Regions from separate parts of the Homo sapiens genome. Here region 2 is linked to region 1. Evidence: read pairs that join two places in POLR2A ChIA-PET (ENCODE). Cell type or tissue: GM12878. All regions are shown on one strand. Links, peaks and the distances in the headings refer to the core of each region. The heading gives the core; the rest is flanking DNA.

Region 1 (4,390 bases), core at 274-4,273:
GCAGTATATCCACACTGTATGCACTAACGTCCCATTAGTCTTTCAGTAGCTGTCCGTAGCTGTCTTGGTTATCAGTTCACTATAGTTGTATCACAGTGCTTGTATTCAAGTAACCCATATTTGACTTCATTATGACTCCACAGAGCAAGAGTAGTGATGTTGGCAATTCAGATATGCCAAAGAGAAGCCATAAAGTGCTTTCTTTTTTTGAGACAGAGTCTTGCTCTGTCACCAGGCTAGAGTGCACTGGTGCAATCTCGGCTCACTGCAACCTCCACCTCCCAGGTTCAAGTGATTCTCCTGTCTCAGCCTCCCAAGTAGCTGGGACTTCAGGCATGCACCACCACACTCAGCTAATTTTTGTATTTTTAGTAGAGACAGTTTCATCATGTTGGCCAGGCTGGTCTCGAGCTCCTGACCTCAAGTGATCCACCTGCCTCAGCCTCCCAAAAGTGCTGGGATTACAGGTGTGAGCCACTGCACCTGGCCAGCTTTAAGTGAAAAGGTGAAAGCTCTTGACTTACAAAGAAAATAAATTGCATGCTGAGGTTGCTAAGATCTCCTGTAAGAACAAATCTTCTATCCGTGAAATTGTGAAGAAGGAAAAAAAATTCACGCATAGTATATACAGGGTTCAGTACTATCTGTGGCTTCAGGCGTCCACTGGGGATCTTGGAACATGTCCCCTGCTGATAAGGGGGGACTACTGTATAATAAAATAGAATAGAAAATATCAGAATACATGACAGAAAATAAGGGTAGACAGTGTTTCAGTTGTGTGTATCCATTGGGTTGCAAGGTAAAATATACTTCTAACTGGCCTCAGAGACAAAGTCTGAAAAAACTATGTCATCGACTTTTCAGCCCAGGTAAAAATAGAAAAAAAAGGAAAAGGGAACACAAAACCATACAAGAATGGCAGCCAGAACCAACCAATATTCTCAACCCATTCCCTGAAGGTCAAAAGAGGCTGTGTGGTGCTGGGGGAAAGTCCTCCCCTAGCATCATGTGACTCCCCTTGCCAAGCCTTAGTTTTCTCATCTGTATAATGGGTGCTGTGAGCAGGGTGGTGGTTCAAGTCTTTTATCTAGGATTTCAAGACAAAGTATGGAATGATACAGGATGGAAATGGCCAGCTAGCATTCCAGTTTAGCTAATAATGAGGCAAGAGTGCAGTCACCATCATACAGTGGTCACTAGGAGACTGTTAGACTGACCACCATGTTAGGTCCTAACAGAGAACTAGGAGGAGAATCATCATGGAAGCAGAGCAGCTCTATGCACGAGCCCAGAACACAACTAAGGACAAGGAGCCCTAAAGATGGGAGCCCAGCAGGATCTCCTTGGAAGAGGAAGGGAGGGAGGGATGCCACTCTGAGCACTTCCAGACAAAGCCTTCTCAAGGCCCAGGGAGAAGGGGCTAGGGTCCCAGGAAAAAGAAGGTCCATGCACCATGCCCTCCACCCACCTGAGAACATTTATAAAGCAACATGCATTGAAAACAAATGCACTGAGTAAACTGCATTAAATTCTTCTCAGAACCACAGTAGGGGGAGAGGGTAGAAAAGGGAGAAGGACAAAGACTCAGGACAAATAATGTCAGATGATGAAAGGCAGAATAAGGAAAGAACATAGTTGGGGGTGACTAAGGAAACGCTTCCTAGCAAAACGAAGTTTATGACACCCATGTTCACAGTAGCATTATTCCCAACAGCTACAAGGTGGAAGCAACCTAAGTGTGATGGCTAATTGTATATGCCAGCTGGACTGGGCCTGAGTGCCCAGACACTTGGTCAAGCATTATTCTGGGTGTGTCTGTGAGGGTTTCTGGGTGAAATGAGCATTGAACTGGTGGACTGAGTAAAGCAGATGGCCCTCCCCAGTGTGGATGGGCATCATCCAATCAGCAGAAGGCCTGAAGAGAAGAAAAAGGGTGACCCTCCGGTGAGGAAGAGGGAACTCCTTCTGCCTGGTGGCCTGATGGCCTGTAGAATAAAACCACACCACCAGCTCTCCTGGGCCTCCGGCTTGCTGACTGCAGATCTCGTTGGTATCCATAATCCCATGAAACAATTCCTTAAAATAAATCTCTTAGGGCCGGGCGTGGTGGCTCACACCTGTAATCCCAGCACTTTGGGAGGCCGAGGCAGGCAGATCATGAGGTCAGGAGATCAAGACCATCCTGGCTAACATGGTGAAACCCCATCTCTACTAAAAATACAAAAAAAACTAGCTGGGCATGGTGGTGGGCGCCTGTAGTCCCAGCTACTCGGGAGGCTGAGGCAGGAGAATGGCGTGAACCCGGGAGGCGGAGCTTGCAGTGAGCCAAGATCGCGCCACTGTACTCCAGCCTGGGTGACAGAGCAAGACTCTGTCTCAAAAAAAATAAATAAATAAAATAAAAAATAAATATCTTGGTATAAAGAGATTTACAAAACATCCTATAGGTTTTGTTTCTCTGGAGAACCCCAACTGATATAACAAGTGTCCATTAACTGATGAATAAACAAAATGTAATACATCCATACAATGGAATATTAATCAGTTTTTGTGTGTGTGTGTGTGTGTGTGTTTTTGAGATGAGGTCTCGTTCTGTCGCCCAGGCTGGAGTGCAGTGGCACGATCTCGGCTCCCTGCAAGCTCCGTCTCCCGGGTTCATGCCATTCTCCTGCCTCAGCCTCCCGAGTAGCTGGGACTACAGGCGCCCACCACCACACCTGGCTAATTTTGTTTTTGCATTTTTAGTAGAGACGGGGTTTCACCGTGTTAGCCAGGATGGTCTCGATCTCCTGACCTCGTGATCCGCCTGCCTTGGCCTCCCAAAGTGCTGGGATTACAAGCGTGAGCCACCGCGCCTAGCTTTTGTTTTGTTTTTTAAAGAGATGGGGTCTTACCCTCTAGTTCAGGCTGATGCACAGTGGCATGATCATAGCTCACCACAACCGTGAACTCCTAGGCACAAGGGATCCTCCCACCCAGCCTCCTGAATAGCTAGGACTACAGGCACATGTCACCACACCCAGCTAGTTTTTAATTTTTTGTAGAGACAGGATCTCAGTAAATTGCCCAGGTCTCCAACTTCTGGCCTCAAGCAGTCCTTCTGCCTCAGCCTCCTGAGCTGCTGGGATTACAGGTGTTAGCCACCATGCTCAGCCTTATTCAGCTTTAAAAAGAAAGAAATTCTGGCCAGGTGTGGTGGCTCACGCCTGTAATCCCAGCACTCTGGGAGGCCGAGGCAGGCAGATCACGAGGTCAGGAGATCGAAACCATCCTGGTCAACATGGTGAAACCCCGTCTCCACTAAAAAAATACAAAAATTAGCTGGGCGTGGCAGCACGCGCCTGTAGTCCCAGCTACTTGGGAGGCTGAAGCAGGAGAATCGCTTGAACCCGGGAGGCGGAGGTTGCAGTGAGCCGAGATCGCACCACTGCACTCCAGCCTGGCAACAGAGCGAGACTCTGTCTCAAAACAAATAAATAAATAATAAAAAGAAAAAAATTCTGACACATGATACAGTATGGATGAACCCTGAAGACATTATGCTAAGCAAAATAACAGAGTCACAAAAGGACAACTGCTGTTTGCTTCCTTTTTTTTTTTTTATTTTTTGAGATGGAGTTTCATTCATAACATGTTGCCCAAGCTGGAGGGTCACCGCAACCTCCGCCTCCTGGGTTCAAGCGATTCTCTTGCCTCAGCCTCCCAAGTAGCTGGGATTACAGGCGTGCACCACCATGCCCGGCTAATTTTGTATTTTCAGTAGAGACTGGGTTTCTCCATGTTGGTCAGGCTGGTCTCAAACTCCTGACCTCAGAAGATCCGCCCACCTCAGCCTCCCAAAGTGCTGGGATTACAGGCATGAGCCACCTCGCTTGGCTGTTTGCTTCCTCTTATGTGAAGTTCCTAGAGTAGTCAACTTCATAGGGGCAGAAAATTGAACACTGATTGCCAGGGGTTAGGGAGGGGGAATTGGGAATTAGTATTTAATGGGTATAGAGTTTCAGCTGGGAAAGATAAAAGTTCAGAGATGAATGGTAGTGCTGGTTGCATAACAATGTGAATATACTTAATGCCACTCAACTATATATCAAAATGGTTAAGGTGCGTGCCTATAGTCCCAGCTACTTGGGAGGCTGAGGTAGGAGAATCACTTGAACCCAGGAGGCGGAGGTTGCAGTGAGCCGAGATCGTGCCACTGCACTGCACTCCAGCCTGGGGACAGAACGAGAATCTCCTAAAAAAAAACAAAACAAACAAACAAACAAAAAAAACACCTATTATTATATGTATTTTACCACAATTAAAAAAAATTTTTTTTCCCAAGTTTGTTTGTAGGATTTGGTTTTAACGAGCAGCCTCTCAATTTATTAAAAGAGAAGGAGACGCTGAG
Region 2 (4,390 bases), core at 138-4,137, 89 kb after region 1:
GAGACTACCTTAAAAAAAAAAATCCTTTCTTGCACGCAGAAAGGGCCTAAAGGACACCCAGGATCCCCACATCACACTTACAACTACCAGGGATTCAGAGAACACTCCAAAGTTGCAGATAACACATCCTCCTATAACTTACCAGTTTGTATGTTGATATACTTTGTAGAAGGTGAAGTCTATGAAGGTGAAAAGGGGGTAATACGTAGTTTATTATTTTCCCAGTATCCACCACAGAATGCTCCGAGAGCTTTATCTTTCTTGCCCGTCACTGTGTTAAAACGGTGGCTGTGAGGGGGCACCCGGATTTGAACCGGGGACTTCTTGATCTGCAGTCAAATGCTCTACCCCTGAGCTATACCCCCTCTACCAAAAAAAGGAAGACTGCGTCTTAAATGTAGTGTTTTCTGATCAGACATTGCCTGCAGTGATTCAGAATAGTTTGGTGTCTATGATAAACTATTTAGAGTGATCTGGACCCAAGTAAAGTGGTGGGAGAGAAAAGAGAAGTCTAAGTCCTCTCTGATTCTGGCTTGAGGGTCTTGTACGGATGTGCAGTGGGATCCCTCTTTTCCATCACTATAGCGCCCCCTTTTTTTTCCACTACAGCCTTTTTTACCTCTGGCATCTGGGAATTCTCTTATTTTATTATTTATTTTTATTATTTTTTTGAGATGGAGTCTCGCTCTGTTGCCCAGGCTGCAGTGCAGTGGCGCCATCTTGGCTCACTGCAAGCTCCGCCTCCCGGGTTCACGCCATTCTCCTGCCTCAGCCTCCCGAGTAGCTGGGACTACAGGAACCCGCCACCACACCGGGCTAATTTTTATATTTTTAGTAGTGACGTGGGTTTCACCATGTTGGTCAGGCTGGTCTCGAACTCCTGACCTCAGGATCTGCCCACCTCCGCCTCCCAAAGTGTTGGGATTACAGCCGTGAGCCACCGCGTCCGGCTGCATTTGGGAATGCTTCAAGTCAATTTTTTAGCCTCTGTGCCTGCAACGTGAGCTGCAGTGAATCCTCAGCCCCGTGCTTTGCACACAAGAGGAAGTACTTCCCTTGTCCTTCCCAAGACCATCTCTGCTTCCGGGCCAGGTGTGTCTCCGTTGTCTCCATTTTCTCCAGCATCTTCAATCACTTCCTCTTCCCCTGGCTCCTTCAAACATCAACAGGTTTCCATTAGGAAAGTATTCTTCTTTTTTTTTTTTTTTTGAGACGGAGTTTCCCACTTGTTGCCCAGGCTGGAATGCAATGGCGTGATCTCGGCTCACCACAACCTCCGCCTCCCGGGTTCACGCGATTCTCCTGCCTCAGCCTCCCGAGTAGCTGGGATTACAGGCATGCGCCACCACCCCGGCTAATTTTGTATTTTTAGTAGAGACGAGGGTTCTCCCTGTTGGTCAGGCTGGTCTCGAACTCCCGACCTCAGGTGATCCGCGCGCGTCGGCCTCCCAAAGTGCTGGGATTACAGGCGTGAGCCACCTGGCCCGGCCAGAAAAGTCTTTTACCTGTGATTGCCTGTTCATTTTCTTCCTTCTCACTACCAATTTTTTACTTTTTTTTTGGTCTCGCTCTGTGGTCCAGGTTGGAGTGCACTGACACCATCTCGGCTCACTGCAACCTCCGCCTGTTGGGTTCAAGGGATTCTAGTGCCTCAGCCTCCTGAGTAGCTGGGATTACAGGTGCGCACCACCAGGCCCAGCTAATTTTTGTATTTTTTGTAGAGACGGGGTTTCACCATGTTGGCCAGGCTAGCCTTGAACTCCTAAATTCAAGTGATCCGCCCGCCTCTGCCTCCCAAAGTTCTGGGAGTAGAGGCGTGAGCCATCACACCCGGCCAAGATTGTGCATTTTTTGAGGGTAGGGATCATGTTGCATTATTTCTTGCATTTTCCAAAGTAGTCGGCGCAGTGCCTGGTTCATGGTAATCCCTGGTCGTAATCACCAAACTACAGCCTAGTTAAACTCACCGATGGGATTCCACCAAACCTGCACCCAAGCAGCTGAATGTTGCTGAAGAAAAAAGGTGCACAAGTTTGTGCCAATCAATGTAAAACATGCTTTCTGTCTAGCATTGCTTCACTATTGCCCAAATATGTTTACTTTTTCATGCTCCAAAATGACTATTTCACACAGTCTCTCCTTTCTTAAACCTTCCACACCTTCTTTCTCCTCTTGCTGTCAGATGAAGAGCTTGCCTCTTCCTTTTTTTTTTTTTTTTTTTTTTTTGAGAGGGTGTCTCCTCTGTCAGCCAGGCAGGAGTGCAGTGGTGCGGTCTCGGCTCACTGCAAGCTCTGCCCCCCAGGCTCATGCCATTCTCATGCCTCAGCTTCCTGAGTAGCTGGGACTACAGGCACCCGCCACCACGCCTGGCTAATTTTTTTGTATTTTTAGTAGAGACGGGGTTTCACCGTGTTCACCATGATGGTCTCGATCTCCTGACCTCGTGATCCGCCCACCTTGGCCTCCCAAAGTGCTGGGGTTACAGGCGTGAGCCCCCGCGCCAGGCTTCGAAACGCATACTCTTAAATATCAGTTAAGCACCTTAAATGAAACATGTTCATCCCAATACTGGAACATGATGTCTGTGAGGACATGGGGCTGTACTTTGTTACTTTCTTTTAAGAGTTTTAAAAATAAACTCATTTTTTTTCCCCTAAACTCGCCCCTTTCTCAGTGGGATTTTTCTCTTTTCTTTCTGTTTTTTTTCCCTCCAAGACTAAGTTTTGCTCCTCTTGCCCAGGCTGGAGTGCAGTGGTGTGATCTTGGCTCACTGCAACCTCTGCCTCCTGGGTTCAAGCAATTCTCCTGCCTCAGCCTCCGGAATAGCTGGGATTACAGGCACCCACAACCATGGCTGGCTAATTTTTTGTGTTTTTGGTAGAGACGTGGTTTCACCATGTTGGCCAGGCTGGTCTCGAACTCCTGACCCCAGGTGATCCACCCACCTTGGCCTCCCAAAGTGCTTGGATTACAGGCATGACCCATCGCGCCTGGCGTTTTTGTTTTTTTTTTTTTTTTTTTTTTTTTTAGATGGAGTCTCATTCTGTCACCCAGGGTGGAGTGCAGGGGTGCGATCTTGGCTCACTGCAACCTCCCACCCCTGGGTTCTATTGATTCTCCTGCTTCAGCCTCCCGAGTAGCTGGAATTACAGGTGTGTGCCACCACACCTGGGTAATTTTTGTGTTTTTTGTAGAGTGGGGTTTTGCCATGTTGAGAAGGCTGGTCTCGAACTCCTGACCTCAGGTGATCTGCCCACCTGGGCCTCCCAAAGTGCTGGAATTACAGGCGTGAGCCATTGTGCCTGGCCACCTGCATTCTTCTCTAGCTCGGCTGTTCTACTTGTTCCTACTTGTAATAGACTAAATAATGACGCTCCAAACATGTCTACATCCCAGTCTCCTTGTGAATCTATTTGTGACTATGTTACCTCTCATGATAAAAGCAACTTTACAGATATGATTAAATTAAATATCTTGAGATGTGAGGTTATCCTGGATTATCCAGGTGAGCTCAGTGTAATCCCACAGGTCCTTACAAGAGGGAGGCAGGAGGATCAGAGTCACAGAGAGAGGAGATGGTAACATGGAAGCATGGAAACCAAGGCTAGACGGAGACAGGATGATATGCTGCTGGCTTTGACAACTGGGGAAGAGGCAATGAGGCAGCAATGTAGCGGCCTCTATAGGCTGGGAAAGTCAAGGAAACGGATTCTCCCCTAAAGCCTACAGAAGGAATGCAGTCATACTAACATTTTAATTCTAGCCCTGTGGATTTTTTTTTTTTTTTTTTTTTAAGATGGAGTCTTACTCTGTCACCCAGGCTGGAGTGCAGTGGCACCATCTCGGCTCACTGCAACCTCCGCCTCCTAGGTTCAAGCGATTCTTCTGCCTCAATTTCCTGAGTAGCTGGGACTGCAGGCGTGAGCCACCATGCCTGGCTAATTTTTCTATTTTTGGTAGAGAAGGGATGTCACCATATTGGCCAGGCTGGTCTCGAACTCCTGACCTCGTGATCTGCCTGCCTTGGCCTCCCAAAGTGTTGGGATTACAGGCATGAGCCACCGAGCCCAGCCAGCCCAGTGAAATTGATTTTGGGATTCTGACCTCCAGAACTGTGAAGATAATAAATTTCTGTTGTTTTATGCAAATAGACTGTAATTTGTTATATCAGCAATATAAAACTAATAAAACACTGTAGTCTAAGACATCACCACCATCTCTGACCCGTATTATTACAATAGATTCCCAACTGGCTTCTCTCTCTCTCTTTTTTTCTTGAGACAGAGTCTTGCTCCGTCACCCTGGCTCACTGCAGCCTTGACCTCTTGGGCACAAGCAATCCTCCTGCCTCAGCCTCCCAAGTAGCTGGGACTACAGGTACACACCACCA

The links. Peaks named below come from ENCODE experiments on the same cell type or tissue, not always from the same donor. Only the 100,000 strongest peaks of a DNase experiment are listed, where the experiment ranks them.
Region 2: POLR2A ChIA-PET joins it to region 1 with 12 read pairs; 10 of 35 experiments call an interaction of 5 or more read pairs at or near these places.

What each region holds. Positions count from the first base shown.
Region 1 is chr17:38,772,392-38,776,781 of GRCh38, forward strand. The region is part of intron 7 of PIP4K2B (phosphatidylinositol-5-phosphate 4-kinase type 2 beta); the gene reads right to left. Among named protein-coding and RNA genes, the nearest start is that of PSMB3, 22 kb to the left of the region's middle. In GM12878, for the core only: no CTCF peak of the experiment used is centred there; no DNase peak of the experiment used is centred there.
Region 2 is chr17:38,861,391-38,865,780 of GRCh38, forward strand. TRC-GCA14-1 (tRNA-Cys (anticodon GCA) 14-1) reads right to left here and starts at 365; the gene lies at 294-365. RefSeq lists an enhancer at 2,510-2,589. In GM12878, for the core only: a CTCF peak has its summit at 3,680; a DNase peak (open chromatin) is centred at 2,263; H3K4me3 peaks cover 425 bases; H3K27ac peaks cover 810 bases.